6 separate regions of the Homo sapiens genome follow, and regions 2, 3, 4, 5 and 6 are each linked to region 1. A link is a loop called in an ENCODE intact Hi-C map of the cell type or tissue named here. Cell type or tissue: Caco-2. All regions are shown on one strand.

The links. A loop is a pair of places that touch in the nucleus more often than their neighbours do. Peaks named below come from ENCODE experiments on the same cell type or tissue, not always from the same donor. Only the 100,000 strongest peaks of a DNase experiment are listed, where the experiment ranks them.
Region 2: a loop joins it to region 1, with 11 times the contacts of the local background. A loop is called at or near these places in 19 of 110 quality-filtered maps.
Region 3: it touches region 1 in a loop (3-fold over the local background); 2 of 110 quality-filtered maps call a loop at or near these places.
Region 4: a loop joins it to region 1, with 18 times the contacts of the local background. A loop is called at or near these places in 6 of 110 quality-filtered maps.
Region 5: a loop joins it to region 1, with 7 times the contacts of the local background. A loop is called at or near these places in 4 of 110 quality-filtered maps.
Region 6: it touches region 1 in a loop (8-fold over the local background); 11 of 110 quality-filtered maps call a loop at or near these places.

Annotation. Positions count from the first base shown.
Region 1 is chr12:74,019,634-74,024,633 of GRCh38, forward strand. LINC02394 (long intergenic non-protein coding RNA 2394) reads left to right here and starts at 2,447. Exons shown (of 3, transcript NR_187487.1): 1 at 2,447-2,610. In Caco-2, a CTCF peak has its summit at 2,375 (motif pointing right); a DNase peak (open chromatin) is centred at 2,428.
Region 2 is chr12:74,410,495-74,415,494 of GRCh38, forward strand. No RefSeq gene overlaps it. Among named protein-coding and RNA genes, the nearest start is that of LINC02882, 120 kb to the left of the region's middle. In Caco-2, a CTCF peak has its summit at 2,222; no DNase peak of the experiment used is centred here.
Region 3 is chr12:73,933,975-73,938,974 of GRCh38, forward strand. No RefSeq gene overlaps it. Among named protein-coding and RNA genes, the nearest start is that of LINC02394, 86 kb to the right of the region's middle. In Caco-2, a CTCF peak has its summit at 1,971 (motif pointing right); no DNase peak of the experiment used is centred here.
Region 4 is chr12:74,363,395-74,368,394 of GRCh38, forward strand. No RefSeq gene overlaps it. Among named protein-coding and RNA genes, the nearest start is that of LINC02882, 73 kb to the left of the region's middle. In Caco-2, a CTCF peak has its summit at 2,401 (motif pointing left); a DNase peak (open chromatin) is centred at 2,377.
Region 5 is chr12:74,109,751-74,114,750 of GRCh38, forward strand. No RefSeq gene overlaps it. Among named protein-coding and RNA genes, the nearest start is that of LINC02394, 90 kb to the left of the region's middle. In Caco-2, a CTCF peak has its summit at 2,143 (motif pointing right); a DNase peak (open chromatin) is centred at 2,161.
Region 6 is chr12:74,314,127-74,319,126 of GRCh38, forward strand. All of the region lies in intron 2 of LOC107987178 (a long non-coding RNA gene), which reads right to left. Among named protein-coding and RNA genes, the nearest start is that of LINC02882, 24 kb to the left of the region's middle. In Caco-2, a CTCF peak has its summit at 3,093 (motif pointing left); no DNase peak of the experiment used is centred here.

The sequences.
Region 1 (5,000 bases):
ATAATGTAGTGTGTATTTTAAGATATCTAGAAGAGGCCACAACAAAGGAATGATAAATATTTAAAGTGAAGGATATGTTAATTAACTTGATCTGATCTTTATAAAATACATACATTCACTAAAATGTCACGCTACATCCCATAAATATGTGCAATTACTATGTGTTAATTCTAAATTAAAAAATTAATTTCTTAACAAGAAAAATAAATGAAGTAAATTTTTTTCTAGAGTCCTCTTTTTCTGCTTCTCACACTATGCCTGACATAGACATCTTATTCTCTGCAACTCCTGCCAGACATAAGACTTGATAGGGAAAGACTCTTGCTCAGCCCTCTTCAACTCTTTTTCCCCCTAATCTTGTTCACAGAAATTTTGTCCAGGGGAAGATACTGTATGATCAGCAGGGAATCAAGTTCAACAGAGGAATAAGAGAAGAATCTTTATACATTAAAAAGAAAAAAAAACTCACTATGTTTTAAAGAATAACAAAAGATAAATGTGATAATGATATAAATTCCTAAACTAAATCACATGTGCTTTTTAGTTGAATTTACATATAAATTTTGTGCCTCCAAAAAGATATTATCCCTGTATGAGTATGTGTCTTGTATTAGGTTGGTGCAAAAGTAATTGCGACTTTTGCCATTAAGAGTAATGACAAAAACCACAATTACATTTGGACCAACCTAATATTTTATTTTTATGTATCCTTCACTATACTTAATACAATGCAAAGTAGTCAATATGTAAACTGCTGAGTAATTGCTTAACCAAACTCTTATGTGTCAGAATTAATTAATCAAAACACCAAATGTACTTCTGAGACTTGATGACATTGTTGTTAATGAGCATTTGATGAGGAATAGAGTAGTGACAGTGTCTTCTAAATCATTTATGCAACTATCTTCATTATAAACTCTTTGTATATAGATTAATAGACTGTTCTTCATATGTCTTAAAAAAGTTTTGTGAAATTCACTTAAAAAATTTTAAGTAGAGATGCAAGTTTTAAGAAGCCATATTTGCTCACATTTGTTAAAAATGCTTAGGCAGTAGGGTTTTTGTTAATTGGAAAAAGAGAGCTAACACCTCATAATATAAAGTAAAATAGCAATTTAAAAAGTATAATAATTGTGATGTAATAACTTACGACTTTTGTTCAGGCTTCTGGATAACATATAAAGTAGAAATGTATTTGACCTTATGTTGTCACACATAAATGCACTTTTAATTTAGATAATATCATCCTTCTAAAACAGACTTTTTCCATAGCCACTCAGTTGAATAAAATGATATTTAAAAAAATTTAATAGCACTAACTGAAGGTCAGTGGTTCCTCATAGATACAAATGTTAAGCAAAGCTTTGTGATTGTTTTTTCCCTCTGGTGATGGTGCTAGGGCAAATAAGTTCCAAATTAGTAAATGTGCAATTTGCATTTTGAAATAACTCAATAGTACTTGTTGCATTATATAAAATTTATAATGATTAATTTTTAGAAATTTTCTTCAAAATATACTGAAACTACTAAAAGTAAAATATAATAGAAAGCAAGCATAGAATGTGTCATACAAGAGAATAATAAAAATCAGGTTATTTTCCCTGTCTCTATGCCAGTTCAATAATAGTAAAATTTAAAAAAAAATAGCTGTAGTTAAATACATATTTTGTGGGAGGAATTCTCACTAGAATTTCATTTCTTTCTTTCCATAGTACCATTAAACTACTAGACTATTTAGAGTAGTATTAAAAAATGAAGTCATTTCTTACTTTTAAAAGATGTTAGTGAGAAAGATAAAAATTTAATATGGTAAAATGAGTAACAGATGATTATTAAAAAGAAAAATTGAAATGGAAAATCCTAGAACAATCAGTAGAGTCATTCAATGAGAGTTAGTGTGCATATTTTTCTGTCTATTTTATTTCAATTTTTAATTCAATTTTTCTTTAAGTTTGTTTTAAAATCATTTGCTTCTGGAGATGCTACTCGTGAAAGATGTTTCTTCTACCAAAAATATTTGTTAAAGTATAAATGATATGTTTTTTATAGTTAAAATAAGAAGACAATCAAAAGTCTAATTTTATAAATCACATCGTTATGATCATACACAGATTTTTTTCTTTATTTTTTAATGCTTAAAGAGGGGAAGAATAATGAGAACAACTAACAACTCACAGAGAATACACTTGATAGATCAGGTACAATTTACCACATAGTGAGTGAGATCCAGAATTGTTAAAGTCTAGTTGCTCAATTAGGATGGAAGCAGGCCTCTGTAGAAAGTTAAGTTTAATTGAGGTTTGAGGCATGCTTTTATAGGAAAGGTTGTGGAGAGGGATGGTTTGACCAATACTACAGAGATCCTTGACGGCGTGACGTGTGCTGTCCCTAGACACTAGAGGGCGGTGCCGGTGTTGGCCGGAGATTAGCTCAAAGGCTAACGGGATGTGGCCCAGCCACAGCCTAAGCTCTTGGTCTTCTGAGAAGCAGCTGACAGAGGATAGCCCTGCCATGGCTTAAGCTTTCAAACTGCCTGTAAAATCTTGGGTTCTTATGAATTTTGGAGTCCAGTAGTTGAAGGTCAATAACTCACATACGGAGCCTGATAAGGTATGATGTAACATTCTCAAGGAGGGCGGAATTACACTCCAAATTTTTATCACAGCAAAACATATGTCACTCAAGTAGCAAACTATGTAAAAGTTTGGAATCATTTCAAATTTACATCACATTATATCTCTTCTAGAGATACAAGTCAGATTAATATGAGATCGTGAATTAAAAATTTGTTAAATATTTTTATTAGTAATATGTTAGATACACAGAACCAATTTAACATCTTTAAGGAAAGCCCTGTTAATTCAATTAAATACACTTAGGAAAAAATATGTATCTTAAGGAAAGCTTTTATAATATTAACCTGATAAAGTTTAAAAAATATTTAAACAGTTCATATCCAGGTTTAATATTTAGCAAAACATCAGTATTCTTTCAATGAGAAACAACTTTTACATTCAGTTTGTAAAGAATCAGTTTTTAACAAGCTGTCTTGGTCACCTGAATTAGTATTCTTTTATCAATGAATATATGTTTCAAAAATTTTATTACATGTAACACGCTAGTGGAAATATTAACGAATACAGCTTTTTTAACCACTTGCAATTTTTTTAGGATATTCAAAATTGAATTATTATGTAATAATGTATAAAGTTTTTAACATTAAGCATACTAATTTTCCAAGTGCTTTCCAAATAAAAAAAAGAATGCATTTATTTTGCTACAGCAGGAAGCAAAAAGGCTTGTGTTGCAGCATTCTTAGTTTTAACAATTTTTATTTTATTTCAACAAAGGTTTTTTTCCCAAGCATAAAGTAAAAATAGATACAGATAGATTGATAAAGATGATAATAGATAGATAGGTGATAGATAGATAGATGTAATATAACAAATGCTCAATTACTCATCAACCCAACTTAACAGTTTCTAAATTATTTCCTTAAATATTTTTTCCAAGTAGATGAGTGTGAACAGATATCTCTATTTTTAAAATGGCATTGAGGGTTCTTTGGTAAATCATTTTGGTTACATGTTTTGTAAATAACCTTTTTTAGCCTTTGTCTATTTGCTAATAATATATGATTTTCAAGTTTGATATATTAAAATGATATATGCTAATGCTAATTATATAATGTTATGTGTTTAATGAATGTTTTTAAATTTTTTGCTTAACTTTTCATTTTTTATCTGTATAGAATACACAATTATAACACAAATTTATTGTTTGTTATATATTATGCTTTCTGCATCTTGTAAATATTTCATATTTTTGTCATAAAAGTTTTAAATTTTGTAATTTTGCCTATCTAATCAGCTATTAATTTACGTTTATACTACGAGGTAGGAATCCTTCTATTTTTATTTTTTCAAAGGGGTATTTCTTGGGAGAAGCAGTCACTTGCACAGTCTTTCCTGTCCAATTGTATAAGAGTGTGCTTTGGGTTGGGAATATATCCTTACAAAGAAATTAAGAGCCTTCATAGCTTGTGCTTCGCCCATCTCTGTTTGGGAATTTCTTTATCTGTTCCAAATTTGTGTACCTTTTTGTTCTACTTAAGTGTGTGCATCAACTCCCGTACTATATGGGTTTCCATAGGGAGGGAATGGATGTCCTTTATCCGAATCACAAGAGGAATGTGTGCAGACCATCCCCTTGCATTGGCTGAGAGCCTGAAGCTCATTATTGAAGCTAACCTTTTCTGTTTCTACTCTATGTGAGCAAAACTTTGTTCCTTCCAATGCCAGTGTGAATTGTGTTTCCCTTGGCCAACCCAACACCTGAAAACCATGGAAGGGAGGCTGACTTCCTGAGACTACTGCTCCCGGCTATCAGCATTGTTATGCTATTTGACATCCTCTATGTGGTGAGACTCTTAACCTTGAGTTGGTAATAAGTATCACTTGCTCGGTAATATTTATTGATTCAAATTCTGTTTAGTGAATCAGTTATCTCTTCTTTGATTGAACTATTTCCAATATTGTCTAATAATATTCCAATAAGAGGTATAAAGAAACTTTATGCCTATATCTAGACTTTCCACTCTGCTCCATTGCTTTATCTGTTTATTTTGCAATGTAACAGCCATAATTGCTATAATTTTTAATTGTACTGATATTTTGTAGAATGAATTCCCTTATCTTAAGCTTTAAATCTAGTCTAAGGTAGACATGGAGATATTGGGACAGAAGAGATGTTGACTAACTTTATTTATTTTTACTATTTCTGCCTCTTGCTGGGCCTGTTGCTAGTATAAATGGAGTTTATAAACAAATTCCAAAATGTACCTTCTGTGATCATATTTATTACAAAATAGGCCCTTTAAAAACAAATTTCAATAATATAATTTTTCTGTGAAATAAGGCATTTCTGCCACATGTTGCAAAGGCTTGATACACAATCTTACTTGGAAGCACTGGACCTTACTCTTTCTTGTATTCTCTCGC
Region 2 (5,000 bases), 390 kb after region 1:
CTATAAATGTTAAATGATATGGGAGAGAAAGAGATCATACCATGGTAAGGTGATTACATATAAAAAGGAATTATTAACTATAAATTTCAGTAAACATTGAACATACATTTATTATGGTTTTCCTGGCACACATAAAGCAAGTAATCACTCAGAGAAGTTCTTAGTTGATAATTTGATGTAAACATTTGACATCTGTTGTTTCCAGCCTTTCATTTAATTCAAAAATTTGAATTTCAAGTGTATATATTGAAATTATTCCTTAAGAAAATGCAATGAGACTTACCAAATTAGTAACAGAAATTGCCTATACATCTAGAAACATACTCTGATAAAGATGTTTACTAGTTACCCAGTCAGTGATATATATTATCAAATCCCTCCAGAGCCCATAAATATGCAAACCAACGTTCAGCAAGCTACCATTATTTGAAGAACACACAGAGCTATGAAGGCCTAAAAAGTTAAAGGAGGACATAGTCTCTGTTTTCCAATAACCATTGTCCATGGATATTTTCAGGACTAGAGATAAAAGTTTAGTTCTGTATCAATTTAGTGTGAGGAACAAAACACTTATTCACATGAGTTCTGTTATATTAAAGTTAAAAGGGCTTTGCATGGCTCAATACTAGTTCAAATGAAAGAAAAGACACATCCTTAACATCTCTGTGAAGATAGTTTGACAAAAACTTGTGTGTTAGTCCATTCTTCCATAGCTATAAAGAAATACCTGAGGCTGGGTACTTTATAAAGAAAAGAGGTTGAACTGCCTCACAGTTCTGCAGGCTGTACAGGAGGCATGGTGCTGGCATCTGATTCTGATGAGAACTCAGGAAGCTTACAATCATGGCGGAAGCCAAAGGGGGAGCCAATGTGTCACATGGCGAGAGGCAGGAGGAAAGAGGGGAGGGAGGTTCCACATACTTCTAAACAACCTGCTCTCATGTGAACTCAGGATGAGAATTCACTTACCACCAAGAGGATGCCACTAGACCATTCATTAGGGATCTACCCCCATGATCCAAACACCTCCCAAGGCCTCACCTCCAACTCTGGAGATTACAGTTCAACATGAGATTTGGAAGGAACAAAAATCTAAACCTTATCAACTTGTAAGAAGCATCTTCACGTGATAGCTAAGACCATAGACTCTCTAGCCATGTGGGCTCAGCTTGGAATCCTGTCCCTGTCCCTGTCCCTTGTAAATTATATGGCATTAGGGAAATCAAATAAATTCAGTCCCAGTTTTCTCGTTAGCACAATAAAGAAAATAGAGGATTGAATGAGATCATATGTTGAAAACATAGCAAATATTCAACTACATTGGTTATCAGTAAGGTAACCAATATTTGTGGAACACCTGCTATGTACAGGCATTTTGCTATGACTAATAAATGTATGGTGACAAATTTTCTGTATATAAGCAATATACAGACAGTAGTTTTACTGCTGAAGAAACTTAACTCTGTAAAATAAGAAACACAAGCTGCCATATTTGCAGTGAATTATAAACCCGTGCTAAACACGGTACACACAAGTCAATATTATGGACTTTTAAATAAAATATTACCAAATGAATTAGATATTGTTTCAATATTAAATGTAAAATATAGAAATTATAAATATTACTTCCAGTTAGTCTGAGAAATTTGGATATTTTTATGTATTTTTGATATTTGTACATCAAATTAGGACTTATAATTGAAAGTGTTATTAGTGAAGAAATTCCTGAAAACTTCCTTCTTATCCATATTAGTCTGTCCTATGTTTTTGATTGTTTGTTTCCTTGAGGCCAAGGATTTGTGTTTTGTTTGTCCGTGTATACTCCAGTGTGTCCAGCACAATGCTCTTATCTGCTTTATCTCTGAAAGTGGAGGTTAGGTGAGGTAAATTGAATTGCTGTAAACTGAAAGCTTCTTTCAGCACTGCTTCTTCCTATAGCATCCTGGAGGTAGCTGGAGCTGAATGTCTCAGATAGCTATTTTTCATTATGATATTAAAATGACTGCTAGATTGGCACAAAGAAATGAATGTGTCTTGACACATTAGGGAATTAGGGAATTCCCTAATTAATGTGATTTGCCAAGGCTCACACTGTTAAAGTCAAGATGTCCATCTAAGATTTCTGGCTCAATTCCAGAGCATTCAGTTTCATAGCCTGCTGTTTTCTCTGTATGAATAATTATGATTTTTAATTGAAGTGCACATCAGCTTTTATGTACTGGTTTGGCCACTGACATGTCAGGTGTATGATAACTCTTCACATGAACCTGACTTCTTCACCTCATAAATTATGTTCCAAGATGAAATTTAAAAGACTTTTCTTGACTGCCACCTTGTGGTAGATTTTTCAAAGTAAAAAAATTTAGTCGAAGAAATATATGTACAGGTTTCCAACAATGTTAAAAAGAGAGAATTAAACTGCCAGTAATTTATGTATAAATAGAAGAAAGTTTTACAGTGAGGTTAACAAAAATCTTTAAAAATCTTCCCTGATTTAAAATAAGCATTTAAAAGAAACATCTCTTTTTTCTTTATTATTCGAAACATTAAATGGGAAAAAAACAGAAAAAATATTGCCTCATCTATGTAAAATATATATGATATCATCAAATTAATCCAAAACCTTTCCCTGATTCACTGGCTACTTTCTAAAAACTTTAAAATTAGATTTAGTTGTTGAATAATTATCAATTTAACAAGAAATTACATGTATTATAAGAAAAGTTACCCTATATAATCAACTTTTAAAAGTATGTATTTATAATTAACTACATGATACATAGTTTATTAACTATTTTATTACTTTTAAATTGAAATTATCAGTTGACAAAAATATAATTTTCTTAGAGCACTTGCAATACGTATGTACTTGTTTTTTCTTGTCTGGATGACCATGGGTAATCTGCTCCCTGTGAATATATCTAGTATGTGTCTAAAACTAAATTAATTACTTGACTGAGAAAAGGCTCTGAGTGTCCTCAGAAGAAATCAGATCATTCGATTAGGACTTATAATTGAAAGACCAAGATAATTGCTACAATCCAATAACACAGAGTGAAAGAGGAAAGATGGTTAACCACAAGGCCATCAATCATACTGATGGAAGGACGTTGGCAAATGATTGCTAATGCTTCCAATTCATAAACCAGGTAAACTATTCAAAGGTAAAGTTAAGCAGTATTTGGTTGTAAGAACTCTACTATCTAATGTATTAATTAACTATTTTCATAGACTACCTGTAAAGAGTGTCAGGATGAGAGTTGCTGGTTTTATAGAACAACTTCAGAAATCCTGCCGCAAACCTGATTTCACATTTGAAGAGTGGTTAAAGTCAACATAAGACTGAATGGGGCACCACTGAGAGTTAGACAGTCCACTAAACCTCATCATATACAGCGATTCCCAAAAAAGGCAAAGGCACACTTGGGAGCTTTGACATCGGGACCAAAGGCAGAGCTGGTTTCATTTTCTATTGGTCAAGAAAATAGCCCTTGTTGTAATTCAAGCTCTCTAAATGGAAATTATAATTATTTGTCCTTCAGCTAGAAAACATCCTACATATAATGCAGATCTCTTACTGCAAAAAAAAAAAATTAATTTGAGGTCAAAAATCCCTAAGGAGAAACAGTCAAAAAGGTCAGCCTGAGGTAATTTACTCCCAATCCAATTCTATTTCAATAACTCCACGATGGGTATATTCTTATGAATGCTCACAGGTATTCCCTTTTATCATTAATTCTGGGTATTATATTTTATACCTGCTACCAAATTAGATAGCTTTTCATTACATTGCTTTTAAAATCATTTGCCATGGTGTGGTCTTTTTTCTAAGAAAACAATGCAAAGCTAACACAAGAAGAAACCCTCATTTGAATGACCACTATTTTTTTTTTTACTATTATTGAACATGTGTCTTTCATTAGGTCTGGTCCAACTATCTCAAAGTTTATGCTTTAATGACTTTATGAAATCACTATGGAAAACACTTATGCCTTTGAGGTGGTCCCACTTTCTTAATGAGAGGAATATATTTAAATTGTCTGAGAGCTTTGTTTGCTCTCCTAGCTTGCTGCCATAGGATATGTGAGACTAGAAACTCTATCAAAAATTGTCTTAATTTACTTGCTAACATTCACTCTCTTGCTAGGAATAATTTTGATTAGTAAGAAAAGTGCTTCCTCATTGACTCTTTCACTGGCAAATAATACATTGCATTTGTGTCTTTCTTTACTGAGCCTAGGAGCCTTTAGATTCATTATCCAATTAATCCTCCTAACATTGCTGTAAAGTGAGAATAAGGAGTAAATTCCCATTCTACATGTAGGGAGATTAAATGACTTATACTATGTCACCGAGCCAGTAAAAAGCAGAGTTAAGAAAACTGCTTAAGGCTTGCTTTTATTGCAATATTAGGTCATTATTTCTCATATTACAAGAACTTCTTCAGAGATAACTGGTACTAGGAGTTGAGAACTGAACAGGTTTCCTCATATTTAATTGTAACAGTGTTCTCTGAAATGGCCTTTTGAAATTATAGCTGAGAATATAAATGCATTTATATTGGTGAAACATACTGTATTGTGTCCTAATAATATACTGAAGAAAATTACATTTGTTTTTTTTTTTGGTTATATAAGCTAGTTAGTATTCATTAATAAGCGATAATATTAAGATTCATTAATAAGTGAATATGGAGCTCAGTGCAGCTTTTCTTTTTCCCTTTCATTTATTATTAACAAACTCATTTAAGCTGCCCCCTTTATCCTATGAGGATTATGCAGCTCAATATCACATTTATTTGATTATTTTAATCATGCATTTTTAAAGAGATTTTGATATTTATACAGAATTAATTCAAGAAGCAGCATTATTTTATTTCTATTATTTTTACTTTTAAATAAAATTTAATTCAACCTGTAAAAAAGGTAAAATAATAAATATTTAATATCGTGCATGCTTCTTCATTTCTCACCTTTCCTTGCTGTATAAGAAAACTAAGA
Region 3 (5,000 bases), 86 kb before region 1:
TTGAGCCCAGGAGTTCAAGGCTGCAGTGAGCTATGATAGATGGCACCACCACACTCCAGCCTGGGCAAAAGAACAAGATCCTATCTTTAAAATAATTAAAAAATAGCATTTGACTTTCATGTTTTATACACCAAGATTTATAGTAGGCCTGGATGACAGAGAAAACCTTATCTCTAAATAAAAAGAATGAGTTTGTAGTTTGTAATATCACTTAAATGAGTAGACCTATACAAAAGGAAAAGAGGATGTGTATAATCATTTAATAAAAATATTGAAGCTATTTATTTGAAAAATATAAAAATTAGAGTAGTTATAAGTTATATAATTGGAGTAGTTATAAGTTATATAAGATGAAATATGAAAGATGCATGAGGTTTCTATGAGATTGTGAAATGCCTGTCAAAAACCTTAACTTCGACACTATTTTCTTCATTGTTCAGTCCAGAAAGGAAAAATGGATTTCCTCCTGGATACTTAGGAGAAAAATTGCTTTAAGAAAATATATCCTGGATATAATTTTGACAAATTGATTCTCTAAGCGATAAATCTTTGTTATTTAAAATACTAGCATGCCTCAACAAAGTTGAAGTAGGTCAGAATAACATCAATTTCTTGTATTTCTTAATACATAATACTTTCCAATTAATACATATTTTCACCTACAATATTTTATTCTTATGGCAATCATGTGCTATATTAAAATTGCGATTTTATAGGTCACTTTTATTGCCTAACATTACATGGACAATAGAGAGCACAGTCTAGACCTGAATCCATATTAACTAGCTTATTTTGCACTTCATCACAATTAACACAATTAACTAAAAGCTAATTGAAGCCTGAACATCCACAGTTTGGGAACTGGACAATGAGTATGTGTGTGTGTGTGTGTGTGTGTGTGTGTGTGTACACACACACATATATATACACATATATATATACACATACACATATGTATACATATGTATATATACACACATACACATATGTATACATACGTATATATACACACAGACACATATGTATACATATGTATATATACACATATGTATACATATGTATATATACACACAGACACATATGTATACATATGTATATATACACATATGTATTTATATGAACTTTGATGCATACGATTATAGAGTGATCATGAATAGTTTTCTTCTTTGCAGCCCCATATGACCTTCCTCTTATAATAATTCCTATATATGTTATCTTACATGGCTAATTCTGTTCTCAAGTGGAGGGCAGAGCAGGGACTACTAACCTACATGTTGATATGGAGGATCAACATGCTTCCAAGCACCTGTTTACATTTTCATTCTCTACTCCACTTCCTTTCCCATATATAAATTTATTTAGATGAAAATAAAACTATTTTATAGTAAGAGATAAGTCTTTACAATTCTGGTAGACTACAACAGCTTTGGTTGTCTTGTTTGCCATATGGAAATTATGTTCCTAGAGCACATTTTTAATTCCTGAGTCCTTTACTTAAAATCTTTATCATCTCAATTGTCTATTAAATAAGATCTATCACATTATTTAGAGGTCCTCAAAAAGCAAATAGCAATGTAACAGCAAATGGGGACTTTTTAGTCACTCCCTTCCATTTCCTCCTGTTGCTTTGACCATGGTTTTCCCTCTGTATGACACATCCAACTGCATGTTATGTCATATGTGTTCCATGAACCATCTCTCCACTCGTATCACCTTCTCTGACCTACTTTTAGATTTTTTTTTATAATACTTATCACCTAATGTGACAAATACATTTTCACATGTAACTGCCTTGGGATCATGAATAATTGTCCTTATGCATTTATTACTCTCTGCCAGTTAAGGATTTATTGGCTCTCACTTCTAAATTCAAAATTTTTGCTTGCTCTATAAACATGAATCTTTGTACTTTAAATATTTTTGCTTTACAAGCTGAAAATGATGTTGAGATTTATCAGTAGAGGGTGCTGGAGAGACATTGCAGAAGGAAAGAGTTTTGCCTTCTCATTCCAGTGTCCTCTCCTAGCAGCCTCCTACAGTATATACAGTTTCTCTCGCACCTGGCAGGTGCAGTGCTTGCAGCTTCTCCAGTTCCCATCTGCTGCAGTACATAAAAGCCAGCAGCACTCAAGGGCCAACAGCTTCTACCTCACATCCTCTTCTGGAGTGGTTTTGGAGTAGAATGTTTCCAGTGTGATACCTTCTAGGAAATAACTTTCCCCTCTATCCTAGTGGGTTGATACGGGCAAGCTCAAGATAATAGCTTCAGCAAGTTTTGCATTATCTGCCACTCATTTCTTTGCCATTAACTTAGCCATAGCTGTGTCCTCCCATATGGTCTGTATTTTCTTGGGTGCTCTATTTTAGCCATAGAAACAGTGGCTATTCTTTTATATACTCTATCAATATTCTTTAGTGTTTCTCTACTTCTTACAAGGCTATGCCTCATTACTTCAACTCCTTTGTATAGCTAATATTTCTTCACAATAAACTTTTCTTGTTCAAATTACTGGGTGGTTTCTCTGTCATGATTGGACTCAGACTGATGTGATCCCTTAACCATCAATATTCTAAGAATACTTGCTGATTACATTGATTTTACTTAATTCATAATACAGTATAAATGATTCAACTCAAGGCTCTTCTCATAGAGTTCATTTAGGTGAAAGTGACTAAGGAAAATAAAATTACTGAATATTTTCCACTGGTGGACAGGGGTTGTAAGGGGGACAGCACATAAATAACAGAATATGTGTAACATGAGAGTCTCTCAAATTAAAATGACAAATTTAACAATGTTTACTCTGGTAGCTCTTTCAAAGATGATAATTCTTACTTATGGTAGCGAATGGGTAATTTCTACTTATTTGTCAGGTGAATATGTACTTTTTATCCAGTTAACCATTACAATATTCCTGACCATTAAAGATATTGTCAAGGTAGGATTTTGATCAGATGAGAAGTTTTATATATATATTTGAAATTTAAAATTTAAAATCTCAAATCAAATTTAACTCTTCAGTAAAAATTTGACTTAATTTTTTACACATGCTGTTGGTGCATTATTAATTCTGGCTGAATGTGCCGTAATTCATCATGAAAGAATTACTTGGAGACATAAAAAATGCATTAAAGAGCAGCTGCTATATTGCTGAAAGCAATGCATCAGGGCACACACATGTTAGTATGAAATATAGAACTGATTAATTGTATATTCTTGTTATAGTAATTTCATAATGTTATGATAATTGCCATCAATTCAAGAGCAGACTGTGGGATTTCCTTTATGCAATAAACTTTTCAATATAAGCAAACAATAATTAAGTTATTAACAGATATTTCATTTATTGCAGTTTGGGAAATCTCAAATTATAAGTAATATATTAAAGTTACCAATACTAGTAAAAGCCCAAGTCCACCTCTCACGATTTAAGTAAATTATGTGAAAATAATTGAAGGACCAAAGGTTTCGATATTTTAAATATCTTAATATTTGAATCATTTTACTTTTAAAATTTTATTATATCTACATAACTGTTATTACATATAATTAATTCTCATTTTGCAGATTGTACTTTCATGGTACTGCTCAAATGCTGTCTCTAATGATAAAAAATGATGGCTATGTGAATAATGAATGTAACTGAAGGCAATTCTGTGAAATATTCTTGACCATCCTGTATTTACTGGATAATTTTTTAAGTGAAAATTTGAAGAATGAGAAAAAAACTCATGATAAAGTAAAACAGCATGAACTTTCTTATTACTCAATATTTAACAAATATGTGTCTGTTTCTTACTTTGTTCCAGGTACCATGCCAGGATTATGTGGTAATAAAAATAAAAATTGCTCCCTAATTCAAATAACTTTAAGTCAAACAGATTACAATATAGAAACTTATGTTACCCATGAATTTACTGGAGATACTACTAATTAAAATCCTCAATTTGTTTAGTAAATTACCTATAGATTAATATTTTATTAGCATTTAGTTTAATTAACTATTTTAGATGCTGGCAAAATATGATTCCACTTAACTAGCCAAACTAAAATGTAAGGAGAGACTCATTATCCTTATCTGATAAAAAAAAATTATGTTTATGTTAGCCAAGGTAATTAATAACTGGAAGATAGCTCACAAGTTAAATTTAAGAGCTAAGGATTATATTTAGATATTTAGTTATTCCGACATTACACCAATGGTCCTTTTACTGGGTAAAATTTACTGGGTAGTTACACTACCTCAATTCTCTTTAAATTTTCAGGCATGATTCCTGTAATTGTTTCTCTCTCTTGATTTCATATAACTTCTAGTAGAGTATGAAACAATAAAAATTTTGAGATTTTGGTTCAAAGTTTAATCATTCATTATTTTTTAGAACAGTGTTATTTTTCTTCCTTCTTTTCTTTGATTCAATAAATACTAATTAATATTTAACCTTTTACCCATTACTCATGCCCTCTTTAACAATAATAACATCAAATTTGCACCCTGAGATGGGATGGGGTGATTCACGTGTCAAAGGAAAACTGAAAATTTTGAGCCATGGATACCTTTACCTAGGTTTTGAAGGATGGAGCTGCCTGGAGACTGAAGCATGAGATCCAGGAAGAGGGCTGCTACAAAAGTGGAAGCACTGCAGAAAAACCACAGTCGGGTAATGCTTAGTGGAACCGTGGGGGTGGGGCCACCCTCAGAACTCCACACTGATGGAGCCACTTGGAAGCAACTCCATCCATTTTAGGAGGACTGAAGGCAATTGACTCCAACCTATGAAAGTGTGGCACGGGCTGAGACCAGCAACGTCATGGGTGTGGGGCTGCCTAGAGTCATGGGGACCCAATCCCTACTCCAGCATGTCCAAAAGGTGAGACACTTAGTCAAAGATTATTCTAGAGTCTTAATAGTTATTTTTTTCCCCTATTAAGTTTTAGACTTACTTGGAACCTACTATTCCTGTCAGCTTTTATATTTCTCCCTTTTGGAATGAAAAGGTCT
Region 4 (5,000 bases), 340 kb after region 1:
TTGTGTCATCTATGATTTCTTTCAACAGTGTTTTGTAGTTTTCCTGTAGAGGTGTTTCACCTTCTTGGTTAGGTATATTCCTAATTACTTTACTTTTTTACAGCTTTGTAAAAGGGATTAAGTTCTTAATTTGATTCTCAGCTTGGTCTCTGTGGTATAGTAGTGCTACTCATTTATTTATATTAATTTTGTATCCTGAAACTTTCACAATACAAACTCTTAGAAAACTAGGTATAGAAAGAAATCTCCTCAACTTTATAGACAGTATCTACATAAAACCTACAGCTAACATTGTACTTAATAGTGAGAAACTGGATGTCTTCCCTCTAAGTTCAGGGCAAAGGAAAACATTTCCTTTCAACCAGTCCTTTTCATCATTTTACCGGAAGTCCTAGTTAGTGCAATAATACGAAAAAAGTAAGTATAGTTATACAGATTATAAGTGAAGAAGTAAAACTCTCTCTACTCATAGATGACATGATTGTATATGTAGAAAATCACAAGAAAATCCTATAGGTAATATGCAGTTACAGCAAAGTTAATATACAAAACAAACAAAGAACTAAGGTTAACATACAAAAGCCAATGACTTTCTTATATAGCAGCAATTAACAATTGGAATTTGAATTTAAAAAAGCAATATCATATATAATAACCAAAAAAATGAAATACTAACACAGAAACTTAACAAAATATGTAAATAACATATATACAAAAACTACAAAACACTTATGAAAGAGATCAAAGAAGATCTAAATGAATGGAGAGAAAAGTTCATGTTCAAGGATTAGAAGACTCAGCTTTTTTTTTTTTTTCCTTCAAGATGGCTAACTAGAGACACTGGACACCAGTTCTCCTCAGAAAGAAGGACCAAAATTACATATAGATAATCACATCTTGAATAGGCTATCAAGGAGGGTTTACTAGAACCCAATAGAGAACTCCTGGGAAAACAACAACAACAAAAAAAAACTGAGGCACAGAAAAGGAAGAAAGCAAGAGGCCAACGTGGCTAGCATAGATCAGCTGGGAGTCACAAGGGACTTGGTGTTGTGTGGAAAAGGTAAGTGGAAATACTTTTACTCCCCTCATTCCTGTGGCAGACTGCCAGTATTTAAACTGTGGGAGAACTCCTCTGCACTTGCAAGCCCTGACATCATTGAAGGTAATGATTTGGAGATTTCTCGAGAACATTACACCAGACTATGAATTCAGGCTGCGTCACTTGCCTTCCCCTGACACTCAAGTGACTGTGGTGTGTTGCCATTGTCAGGGCACAGCCACTGGGGGACTGTATCTTTCCCTGGGAACCTCAGCTCTTGTGCTCCACATCTTGGGAGTTCTTGCAGGTATTCCTCAGCACCTACTCAGACAGCAGCAGCAGTACAGTGCTAGCTGGACCCAAGATAACTGCAGGGTTCCCAGGGATCTAGCCCTCAGGGAGTACTACTCCTAAGGGAAAGTAAAGTGTAGCATACAACAGGGAAAGCCCCTGGGACAAAGGAAACCAAAGCACATGCCTTCTAGGGTCTACCAGCTCACTACATGGGGCTGTGATTGGCAACTCCATCCGCCAGAGACACAAATTCTGTGCTGGACTCTGTAAGCAAGAAGCAAAATCCCATCCCACTGGCCGAGTCACCTCGGTGCCCTAACCCATGCATAGAGGGGAGGACTTCTCCCTCTCCACTCATCACGGCAAAGGCTGCCATTTCTCCTTCCATGGGAAGTTGACACAGGCAAACTAGAAGGCAGGCTGCCTGGGAATGTGAAGGGTGGCTGAGTGTCCACCGGCAGCATGAACTCCTGACCCCAGCTTGCCCAAAATGTAGGGTCCTTCCCCATCTCTGCATGAAGTTGTAGCTTTCCTGCCATGGAGACCAGGAGAGCTGTAGAGCTGTATTTGGTGTTGTTGGGAGAGACTTTACACTGTGCTCCAGACCACACAGAAGTTTAGTGGTGAGCCATGGAGCAGGCATCTCCTATGGCTCCATGCCACATTGCAATTTGGAAGTAAACAGCAGTGTTTAACCAAGCTGAATATCCCAAGCACCAGGATGGGCATATGACAGATAAACAGATCACATTCCTGCCTGCCAAGGCCACAGCACTGAGATAGTCCCATCCTTCTCTCCCAACCCCTTTTCAGGGACCTCAGCACATTTCATAAAGGTCCCAATGACTTCCCTGCTACCCCCATCGGGGTTGGTGCTTGAACGTGCTATTAGTGGACCCAAGGGCAGCAGGCTTGTTCGATCCAGCTCCATTTAGCTTCATCCTTTCTCCCAGGCTGTGTTCTGGGAACAAGCCCATTGTCTGAGGCCCTGGAGTGCTTCCCTCCATAAGTGAAGATCAGGCATAAACCATGCTGCTGCCACCGGCAGTCAGTTCTTATCTGTGAGTGCCACCTACTGGCCTGGAGGTTGACCTGAACAACCCAGTACAAACTCTTTTGACACAAGTATTAAACGTAATGGCAAAAGTTGGCATTCTGATACAATCTAACTTCAAGACTTACTATGAGGCTACAATAATCAAGAAAATGTGGCATTGGGGTAAGAATATAAACACAGATCGAGAGAACAGGATAAAGCCCCAAAATACATGTAAACAAATATGGTCAATTTATCTTTGACAAAGAAGCAAAAGCAATTCAATTGAGAAATTACAGTCTTTACAAGAAATCACGCTGAAGCAAATTGGATGCCCATTGCATAGTTTGTTTGTATTGCTATAAAAGAATACCTGATCCTGGGTAATAATATAAAGAAAAGTGGTTTCTTTGGCTCATGGTTCTGCAGGGTGTGCATGAAGCATAGTGCCAGTGTCTCCTTCTGGTGAGGGCCTTAGGAAACTTACAACTATGGAAGAAGGCAAAGGGGAACGAGAGTGTCACATGGAGAGAGAGGGGATAAGAAGAGAGAACAGAGAAAGTGCTAGGCTCCTTTAAACAACCAGCTCTCATGTGAACCGATAGAGTGTGAACTCACTCATTACCATGAGGAGAGCACTAAGCCGTTCATGAGGGATTTGCCCCCATGATCAAAACACCTCCAACCAGGCCCCGCCTCTAACACTGGGGATCACATTTCAGCATGAGATTTTGGAGGGGACAAACATTTAAACTATATCATCTATATGTAAAAGATGAACTTAAGCATCTTACACTTTTCATTAAAATTAACTCAAAATTGATAATAGAGCTAAATGTAAAATACAAATTATAAAATTTCTTGAAGAAAACAAAAAAGTGTGCATGACCTGGGTTTGATTATGGGTTTTTAAATACAACATTAACAGGACAATCCACAAATTTAGCTATCAAAATTATAAACTTTTGCTCTGCTAATGACACTATTGAAGGAATGGAAAGATAAGCCACAAACTGCAAGAAAGTATTTGCAAAACACATATCTGATGACGGACTTGTATCTAAAATATATAATGGACTTTTAAAACTCAACAGGAAAGTGAACAGCCCAATTAAAGATGGGCAAAATATCTGAATATCAGACACCTGACAAGATGATACACAGATACCTTAAGTAAATAAAAAGATGTACAATAATATTTGTTATTAGAGAATTGCAAATTAAAATGACAATGAGATATACTATTACATACTAACTAGGGCGGCTAAAATCCTAAAATATAAATAAAACAAAATAAACAAAAAAAGCAAACCTGACAATGCCAACTGTTGGGACATTTTGAAGACAGTTTGGCAATTTCTTCCAAAGCTAAATATATTTTTACCAAAGGTCTAGCAATCATGCTGCTAAGTGTTTACCTAACTGATTTAAAAAAGTCCACAAAAATTAACTTTTTATAGCATTATAAATGTTTATAGCATTTATAGCATTGATAATCACCAAAAGGTAGAGGCAACAAGGATGTTTCAATAGATAAATAGATAAATAAGCTGCAACATATTTATAAAATGGAGTCTATTCAGTGGTAAAAAAGAGATGAGCCATTAAGTCACAAAAACACATAGATAAATCTTAAATGCCTATTGCTGATTGGAAGAAGGCACTTTAAAATAGCTACATATTATATGATTGCAATGTATATAACATTCTGAAAAAGGCAAAACTATGTGAAGACAGAAAACAAATAAGTTTTCCAGGGTTTTAGGAAGGCAGTTGTTCAGTTGGTAAAACACAGGGGCTTTCTTTTTTTTTTATGAAGGTGAAACTTTTATATACAATACTGTAATGTTGAGTACTGGACTGATACTATGACATTGAGGACTAGACACTAAGCACTTGGCAAAGTCTACATAAGCTTATAATATGAAAAATTACCTTAATGTATGCAAGTTTTATCAAATATAATTTAGGAGATCAGGAGATTCCAGCATAGAATTCAGAAAATGACAAAGAATATAAATGAATTACAAATGCATAAAATAAACTTGTTCAAGGGTTAGGGTAATAAGGTGATAACCCAAATAACTGTTGAAATGACTGGAATTCGTAAGAATAACAGCAAAAAGTAACTACATAATCGCTCCAGTTGATAAAGTAGCATCTACAAGGGTAAAGTTAATTAATCATTCTTAAACCGCTATACGTAAACAGTATAACTGAACAATTACATAAGGTTGATGGCAAATGTTGGTAGCTGGAATTCCTACAGTTAGATTTGGAGATTTTAAATAAGCAAGAGAAGGAGGCAAGAATGATCTATGTGATAACATGTTAAGATTTGGAGGCATTGGAGTAAACTCATGTTTAGATTAATATCCATACAGATGGTTAAATATTAAAAACATGGAGATACAAATTTTTAAATACATGGGATAGTATTCAGGTGTATATCTCCTTGTGGTAAAGCTAGAACCAATGGGCGTCCCGTAGCAACAAGGAAACCTGACACTCAGATCTTGGTTTCTAATATTATTATTCAGTAAAAGGGACCAGAACCAGACCCCCTGGAGAAATATCTGTTTATAGGACTGACTCAGGTTAGATACAAGGTAAGCCTGGAACATCCTG
Region 5 (5,000 bases), 90 kb after region 1:
AAAGAGCACCCAAATAGAAAGGGAGGAAGTCAAGCTATCCCGGTTTGCAGATGACATGACCCTATATTTAGAAAATCCTATAGTCTCAGCCCAAAAGGTCCTTAAGCTGATAAACAACTAAAACAAAGTCTCAGGATAAAAAATTAACGTGCAAAAATTATTGGCACTCCTATAAACCAACAGTCAAACTGAAGGAATGCAATCCCATTCACAATTGCCACACAAAAAATAAAATACCTCATATATTAGAGTTTTTTAGAGAAAGAGAACTAACATATATACATAGAGAGAGAGTTTATTAAGGAGTATTCAACTCACATGATCACAAGGTCAAACAATAGGTCATCCGCAAGCTGAGGAGCAAGGAAACCAGTCTGAGTCCCAAAGCTGAAGAACTTGAAGTCCAATGTTTGAGGGCAGGAAGCATCCAGCACAGGGGAAAATATGTAGCCTGGAAGGCTAAGCCAGTCTAGTTTTTTCACGTTCTTCTGCCTGCTTTATATTCTAGCCTTGCTGGCAGCTGATTATGCCCACCCAGATTAAGGGTGGGTCTGCCTTTCCTAGCCCACTGACTCAAATGTTAATCTCCTTTGGCAACACCCTCACAGACACACCCAGTATCAATACTGTGCATCCTTCAATCCAATTAAGTTGACACGCAGCCTTAATCATCACAAGTCGACCCCTTGTCAACTTGAACCCATACACATCTCCTGAGATCGGACATAATCTTCAAATAAAGACAATAATAAGGTCAAAATTATGCCTAATGTAATACAACTATCCTTTGTACAACTGGAAATGCACCAATCCCCAAGCCAAATGCTATTACATAGAGTTAATAACACTTAAATGCTGATATGAAGTCAATAAATCTTATGTCACATGATGAAGGAAAAAGGAAATACAATGAGGTATTTTCTTAGTACAAGTGTATACATGCACAAACATGTTTTTAACAAAAGAAGGAGGAAATACTCATGACAATTACAGTCCCCGTTTCTGCATTTGGTCATGTGGTCATAGCTAGTATTGATGACTACCTTCCTCTACTACCCCTTCTGTATTCCCTTTTTCTTCAGCAAGCACCTCAGCAGGTTGTGGGTTTTTTTCCTGGTAGAGTGACCTAAACCTTCATTCCTGAAGGGCCTGGGTCATTTATAGCCCTGCCTGGACTGAGCTGTTGCAGTTCCCCATTGACCTTAACCACAGGGCATGGCAATACTAAGAGACACCCCAAGGGATCTACTGTATTCCATGCATAGTCTTCCATACCTTTATTGTGGAATCATAGACTGATTTCATCTTGATAGTGTGGTCAATCACCCCAACCAACACCGTAACTCCCTTCTTAGCCTGTTGACTTAAGGGTAGGAGAAGCCCAAAGGGTAAAAGTTATTTTCCTTCAGCACTTTAAACATGTCATGTCACTCTCTACTGACCTGTAAGGTTTCCACTGGAAAGTCTGCTTTTATTTGTTTCTTTCCTCTTGCTGCTTTTAGAATTCTTTCTTTAATCTTGACCTTTGGGAGTTTTATTATTACATGCCTTGAGGTAGTCTTCTTTGGGTTAAATCGGCTTGGTGTTCTATAACCTTCTTGTACTTAGATTTAGATCTTTCTCTTCTTTCCTTTGTCTCCTCTGACTGTATTTTCAAATAGCCTGTCTTTAAGCTCACTAATTCTTCCCTCTCCTTGAGTAATTCTGCTATTAAGGGACCCTGCTGTATCCTTCAGTATGTCAATTGCATTTTTCAACTCTAGAATTTATTATTCTTTTTAATTATTTAAGTTTATTTGTTACATTTATCTGATAGGACTTTGAATCACTTCTCTGTGTTATCTTAAATTTCTTTGAGTTTCTTCAAAATAGCCATTTTGAGTTCTCTGTCTGAGAAGTCACATATCTCTGTCTCTCTGAGATTGGTCCCTGGTGCCTTATTTAGTTCATTTGGTGAGGTGATGTTTTCCTGGATGATCTTGATGCTTGTGGATATTTGTTGATATCCGGGCATTGTAAAGTTAGGTCTGTATTGTAGTCTTCACAGTCTGGGCATGTTTATGCCTGTCGTTGGTATGGCTTTCCAGGTATTTGAAGAGACTTAGATGTTGTGATGTAAGTTTTTGGTCACTGCAGCTGTACCTGCATTAGGGGGCGCCCCAAGCCCAGTAACACTTTGGCTCATGCAGACTCATATAGGTATGGTCTTAATGGTCTCGGACAAGTTCCAGAAGAACACTCTGGATTACCAGGCAAAGACCCTTTTTCCCTTTCCTTACTCTCTCCCAAACAAAAGAGTCTCTCTCTCTCTCTCTCTCTCTGTCTGCTGAGGTGCCCAGAGCTCTGGGAGGTGTGACACAAGCACCCGTGTGGCTATCACACTTGGAACTGTACTGCATCAGACCTGAAGCCAGCACAGCACTGGGTCTCACCCAAGGCTCACTATAACCAATACCTAGCTACCTCCTAGGAGTGCTTAAGGCCCCAGGGCTCTACCGTCTACAGATGGCAAAGCTAGCTCGACTTGTGTCCTTCCCTTCATGGCAGTAAGTTCCCTCAGTCCCTGGATGAGACCAAAGATTTCACCCAGGAGCCGGGGCCTGGAGTCAGAAATCTTAGAAATCTACATCTTTTCCACTTCTGCTGAGCTGGCACCCAGAGGAGAACAAGTTTTTCCCACTCTTTCTTCCCCTTGCCTCAGGCAGAGGAGTCTCTTCCCATGTCAACCATTACCACAGGCCCACAGTGGGTACTGCCAGGCAACCACCAGTGCTCACAGTGTTCACTTAAGGCCCAAGGGCTTCTCAGTCAGCTTATGGTGAATGCTGTCCAGCCTGGAACTCGCCCTTTAGAGCAGTGGGCTCCCCTCTAGCCCAGAGTAGGTCCAGAAATCACATCAAAGAACCAAGGCCTGGAATTTGGGACCCCAAGTGCCCACCTGGCACTCTATCCACGTGGCTGAGCTGGTGCCTAAGCTGCAAAGACAAAGTCACCTTTACTCTTCCCTTTGCTTTTCTCAAGCAAAAGGAATTTTTGCTTATAGCCACCACAGATGTGAATGTGCTGGGTCACTCCTGAAGCCATCACATCTAAGATTCATACCTAAGGCCTATGATATGTACTACCTGGCTACTGCTGCTGATTATTCAGAGTCTGAAGGGAAGGACACAAGTCGAGCTCACTTTGCCATCTGTAGACGGTAGAGCCCTGGGGCCTTAAGCGCTCCTAGGAGGTAGCTAGGTATTGGTTATAGTGAGCCTTGGGTGAGACTCAGTGCTGTGCTGGCTTCAGGTCTGAAGCAGCACAGTTCCAAGTGTGGTAGCCACACGGGTGCTTGTGTCATACCTCCCAGAGCTCCGGGCAGCTCAGCAGACAGAGAGAGAGAGAGAGAGAGAGAGACTCTTTTGTATGGGAGAGAGTAAGGAAAGGGAAAAAGAGTCTTTGCCTGGTAATCCAGAGTATTCTTCCGGAGCTTAGACTTCAGTCAGCAAGTGATGAATCCTGCCAGGACTGGATTTCCCTTCAAGGCAGTGGGTTCCCTTCTGGCTCAGGGTGTATCTAGAAATGTTGTATAGTAGCTATGGCCTAGAATGGGGGCCTCATGACTCTGCCTGGTGCCCTATCCTACTGTGGCTGAGCTGGTATCCAAGTTGCAAGATAAAGTCCTCTTTACTCTCCCATCTCCTCTCCTCAAGCAAAGGGAAGAGGTCTCTTTCAGAGATGCAAGCAGTGCTGCCTGGTGTTGGCGATGGAGCAGATGGCAAAGCTAGCTAGGCTCATGTCCTTCCCTTATAGGCAGCGAGCACTGATTTAGTCACCGTGGCTTGTGTCTTACTAGACTGTGTGCCTCCCAAGGCCACTGACTTAGAGCCCAGTACAGCAATAGGACTTGCATAAAAATTGCTGTCCTTGTGTCCTAGACTGCTGTTCAAGTTTATTTAGGACCTCAATGCACTTTAGCCCTTGGTGGTAAGGCTTGCTGAAACTCAGGTTCCAGCCACTGGGATGGGCAGTTCTTCTCTGGTTTGTCTAAATGCTCCCTCTGTGGGCATCAGTGGAGCTCTGCTCAGTGTTGGCAGCACTGTGTTCCAATGCAAAGCGCCATAATTGCTGTGCTCTCCCTCCACCAAGTGTACAGATTATCTCTTCAAGACAGGTGACTGCTGCTGAGGAATGGAAGATGGATGGCATCAGAATTCAAGACTCTTTTACCCAACCTCTTTAGTTCCTCTTTCAGCAATATGAAGTTAAAATCAGATACTGTGATCACTCACCTGCTTTTTTTAATTCCTATGAAGGTGCGTTTTTGTGTAGATAGCTGTTAAATTGGTGTTCCTGTGGGGAGGATGATTGGAGAACCCTTCCATTCAGGTATCTTGCTCTACCTCTACCTCTCTCTAAGATACATTTTTTTTGTATTCAACATATAATTGGTTTTATTCTTTTCATTCATTTTGACGATGTCTTCATTGGTGTACTTAGACAAGTAATATTTAAGTTGACTAATTATATATTATAATTAATACCTACCATGTTTATAATCTTTCTAAATTTTGCATTTCCTTTGTTTCTCTCCCTTCCATCTATTTCTGTTCTTTCTGGTTTTAATTGATTGTTTTATGTGATTTGATACTAGCTGATGTCTGAGGATACACATTACACTTAGAATGTATCGAATTCCTTTATACATCCCTTGTGATATTGTTGTCAGTCATTTCATTTATCCATGTGCTATAATCACCAAATACATTGTTACTATTATTACATTAAACAAGCAATTATCTTCAAGATAATAAGAGACATATAAGATTTTTTATTCTTAAAAAAAACTCCATTTATTCCTTCTCTTACACTCTTCCTTTCCTTAGACCCAAGAAAATAGCAGTTCCCTTCTGCTCAAATAATTTTGTTTATTATTTCCTGTGGGAGGTATGGCATGGTGGCAATAAATTCCTTCAATTTTTGTTTAGAAAATAAAGAAATCTTTATTATTTATTTTG
Region 6 (5,000 bases), 290 kb after region 1:
AATCCCCAAAAAGGAGGCATTGAACAAACATACTTCAAAATAATAAAAGCTATCTATGACAAACTCACATCCAACATCATTCTGAACAGGCAAAATTTGAAATCATTCCCCTAAGAACCAGAACAAGATAAGAATACCTACTTTCACCACTCCCATTCAACCTGGTACTGGAAGTCCCAGCTAGAGCAATCAGGCAAGAGAAAGAAACAGAAAGTATTTAGATTGGAAAAGAGAAATTCAAATTATCTTTATTCATTGATGATATCATCTTATACCTAGAAAACTCTAAAGATTCCTCAAAAAGAATATTGCATTTAATAAATGACTTCAGCAAAGTTTCAGCATACAAAACCAACGTACAAAAATCCATAGCATTTCTATACACCAATAATGATCAAGCTGTGAAAAAAATCAAGAACTCAATCCCATTTACAATAGCTACAAAAAAAAACCTAGGAATACATTTAACCAAGGAGATGAAAGATCTCTACAAGGAGAGCTATAAAACACTGATTAAAGAAATCAGAGATGACACAAACAAATGGAAAAACACCCCATGCTCATGAATTGGAAAAGTTAACATCATCAAAAGGACCATACTACCAAAAGTAATCCTCAAATTCAATGCCACTCCTATCAAATTATCAATGTCGTTTTTCACAGAATTAGAAACAAACAACCCTAAAAATTCAAATGGAACCAAAAAACAGCCTGAATAGCCAAAACAATCCTAAACAAAAGGAACAAAGCTGGAGGCATCACATTATCTGACTTCAAATTATATTGCAAGGCTATAGTAAACAAAAGAGCATGATACTGGTATACAAATAGATATATAGATCAACAGAACAGAATAGAGAAGTCAGAAATAAAGCCACATGCCTGCAAGCAACTGATCTTTGGCAAAGTTGACAAAAACATACACTGGAGAAAGGACATCCTATTCAATAAACAGTGCTGGGAAAACTGGCAAGCTGTATGTAGAAGAATAAAACTGGAACCCCTATCTCTCACCATATACAAAAATTAACTCAAGATGAATTAAAGACTTAAATGTAAGACATAAAGCTATAAAAATCCTAAAAGGAAGCCTAGCAAAATTAGACTTGAAATACTAAGAGCTGATTTTGAAATACTGAGAGATACGTTTTATGTTATAAAATACAAAGAAGGAAAAATGTAGCAAAATGATTTTCAAGCCCAAAAGAAAATAACGATTTATCTGGGTGAGTGGTCCGTGGACAAGCAGCATCAGCATCACCTGGAAAGTTGTTAGAAACTCAAGTTATCAGGCTCCACCCAGGACCTCCTGAATCACAAACTCTGGCGGTGGAGCTCTGCAATCTATGATTGAAGACATTTTCTGGCCAGGTGCAGAGGCTCACGCCTGTAATCCAGCTATTTATGAGGCTGAGGGAAGGAGTGTTTCAGCCCAGGAGTTTGAGACCAGCCTGGAAAACATAGTGAGACCCCATCTCAAAGAAAAAAAAAAAAAAACACACACAACAAAAAATACTTTCCAGCACAGCACACTGTAGATTATCAGTTGTTCACCATCGTGATCTCTTGGCCATCTGGGAGCTTTGGCTCACTGGCTGCCCAGAACTAGAAGGGAGTATTGTATCATACAACATATTTTCAGCTTGGGAATATATCACAATTCAAAATTTGAAGTACAGTTTCTACTGAATGCATATTGTTTTCTCACCATTGTAAAATTAAACAATCGTAAGCTGAACCATGGTAAGTCAGAGACCATCTGTAGTTGATTTACCTTGAACGAATAATATTTTGAAAATGGGGGCTTATGAGTTAACTTGTTTTCATTTGTAGAAAAGCAATGGCAGTTTTCTTTTTTTTTCTGTTCCAGTCTGTAACTGTTCATTTTGAACATGGTACCATTAAATTATGGAAGATTTTTAAGGACGGAAAGGGTCCCATGATTATACTGTTAATATTTTTAACTTGAAAGATACGGCTATGCATTGATTTTAAGAATTTCAGTAACTGACATTTGATAGGTATAAACTGTGCTTCAAGTATTATGCTTGGCCCTTCTCCCTTGCTATGTCATTAATATGCCTGACAACTCTATGGTACATATTATTTTATATATCAGAAAAGTATTTTAAAAATTACCAGAGGTCACATTACAGTAAGATGCAAACACAGATGTTTAATATCAAAACCTTATATCTTGAAATCTATGCTATGCAAGAGTGGCAATAATTGATACCTGAAGAATGTAAATAATATTGACTAAATGCTAAATAGAACATCTGACATAAATTATATATATTAGGTAGTCAATAAATACATGTTAAATGAATGGATAAATACCACTCAATTTATATGTACTCACCTGTGTATTTGATTAAGAACTTTACTCACCCACCTTATCTAAATCACACTGCCCTTTTCCCCACATCTCTTTATCCTGATTCATATTCCTTCTTCACACTTACCACCACCAGACTTTTATAACTGTTTGTAAACTCACTTGGTATTTGTCTTTCACACTCATGTGCAAGCTCCATGAGAGCAGGGTGGTCTCTCTAGCCTACTGCTGTATCCTTAGTGTATAGTATGTAGTGGAGGTTTAATAAAAATCTCAATAAAATACTTATAAATGAATGAGCAAGTTTTCTTGCAATTTTCAATAACAAATATTTGTGAATGCATATTCGCCTCCAGCTAATCCCTTTTCCTTCTATTACATAGACATTGAATACTAAGAAAACATTCCATAATCTTATTCATGGGTCTTAAGGGGACAGTTTCAAAATGTTTACCAGTATATGAATATAGATTCTAACTGTTGAATATCCCCCTCCCCTGCAGACAGCAGACAGTCACACTGATTGTTTTTTGACAGTTTTGAAGCTAATAAAGTGCCACAGCAATGTAAGCTTTCAGAATGGCAGTTGTATGAGTTTCTAGAGAAAGGGGAAAAGTAAAACAGTCAGAGCCAGAGACCAGGTTAAAACAGAAGAGTGATTGGGGATGGGAATCACAATATCACCTCTGCCTTTCAAAGATTTATACTACCCTCTTGTGGTAGAGGTAATCCTGAACTCCACTGAGCCACTGTGGAGTGGTCCCTCACACCAGCTGCTTATCATGGTTAACCCAGCAGAGCACACCAAGTTCCTAGGCCGGGAGCCAATTGCAACAAAAACACAACTCAGAACAAGAGCACAAAATGAAAGGTTTTAGGACAGCAATTTAACACTCAGCAATTCCCAGGAACCTTTTATTTCAGCAGGCTGGGAAGAATTTTGGTTCTTATTTGTTTTCACCTAGCAAAGACATCTGTTGGCACCCAGAGCTGCAGAAAGTGTCTGCCAAATCCATGATAGTCTTGGCCAGTTTTCAAGGATGTGCTGTACAGTACATTAAACATTATCCTACAGGAAAGCAACCTGTGACCACCCAGATCTCTGTACTAAAGACCCAGCCAAAACGTAAAGATTTCTTGATTGGCTGACAGATCATCTTGAGTTGATTTACCACTTCAGCTCTAAGAGCAAATGTAACAGCTGCAAGAAATCTCTGTTTTGCTCACTCAGCTTGCAGAAAACACATTTTAGTTTGAGAACATTTCCTTCCTTCCTTCCTTTTCTTCCTTCCTTTTCTTCCTTCCTTCCCTCCTTTTCCTTCCTCCTTCCTTCCTTCCTTCCTTCCTTCCTCCCTCCCTCCCTCCCTTCCTTTTTTCCCCTCTCTTCTTTTGTTCATATATATATATATATATTTTGCTGGCTTTTGCTGAATATGTAAGTGACTCTGTTCTTTCATTATTTTGCTTTAATTTAATCATGTCTTTTCTTGGCTTCTCATCAGCTTTGTTTTATAGTCTGGGTTCCCTCAAACAAGCCAGAAAAGGAAGGGAATTAGAAAAAGGCATAACATTTTTTCAAGTATGCTTGTCTTAGAAATATTTAAAAAGTAATACCATACTTTTAAAATCTCTAAACATAGACTCGGAGGTAAGACATGCTTATCTTAAAAAGTAGTCATTTACTTGCCTTTCTTATGTTGGGTACATGCAAGAAACTAACTTAATTGCAGTATGGACGCTTTCATTTCCTCAACCGTGAATACAGCAAACTATGAAAAGAAGGGAGCATCAGAAAGGAAAAGAAATAGCAAACCAAAGGCTATTGCCACAACAGTGTAAGAAACTGGCCAGAGCTTGAAAGTAAAATAGCCAAACATGGAGGATTTGCCACTTTCTCACTAGCTTCTTTGTCATACTGGGGAAACAATAAAACATCTTTTCATAAGAATGTTGCCCACATGTGCTAAAAAAATATGCTACTAGTCTAAATGAATTTTGTAGGCCCTTGATATCCTATTTTGTATTTTGTATTGAATATTATTTTTAGAGTGCAGAAAGAGCATGTATATGGTCACAGAGCATCAAGACTAAATTCTGAAAGATAATCAGGACCTGAGACAAACAGAATGAGAGGCAGAATGTCTAAAATTGTGAAAATATAACTCGTAAAATGTGTTTTCAAGTTAGAAGAAATATTTCCTCTAAACAAAGTTAAGTTATCCTAACTGGTATTATCATTTCCCAGTGACCACTTTTTAAAGATTTTGAAGAAAAATAACACATAGTTTCAGATCCATTTATTTAATAAAAGTAACATTGGCAAGTGGGCACAATTAATTTATATTATATGCAAAGTATCTCAGTTTTAATGAATGATTTTATGTAAATGAATAGACAGCCTATTATTTCATATAATGTTATCAATGGATTGGAGTGTTGCTTTGTTAATGCACTTACCTGACCAGGATATTCTAGTATAAGGAAATCTTTCATGATAACCAAAGGTAGAGAACTCATCATTCCTGAATCTAAGGAATAACTAAATTCTCCAATTACTATATCAGAGTACTGTCAGAAAAAGAAAAGCTCATTAGTTCAGCATAACTACCTGATTATCTCCACACAGTACAATCTTATTTTTTATGCAAAAATGGGTTGCATT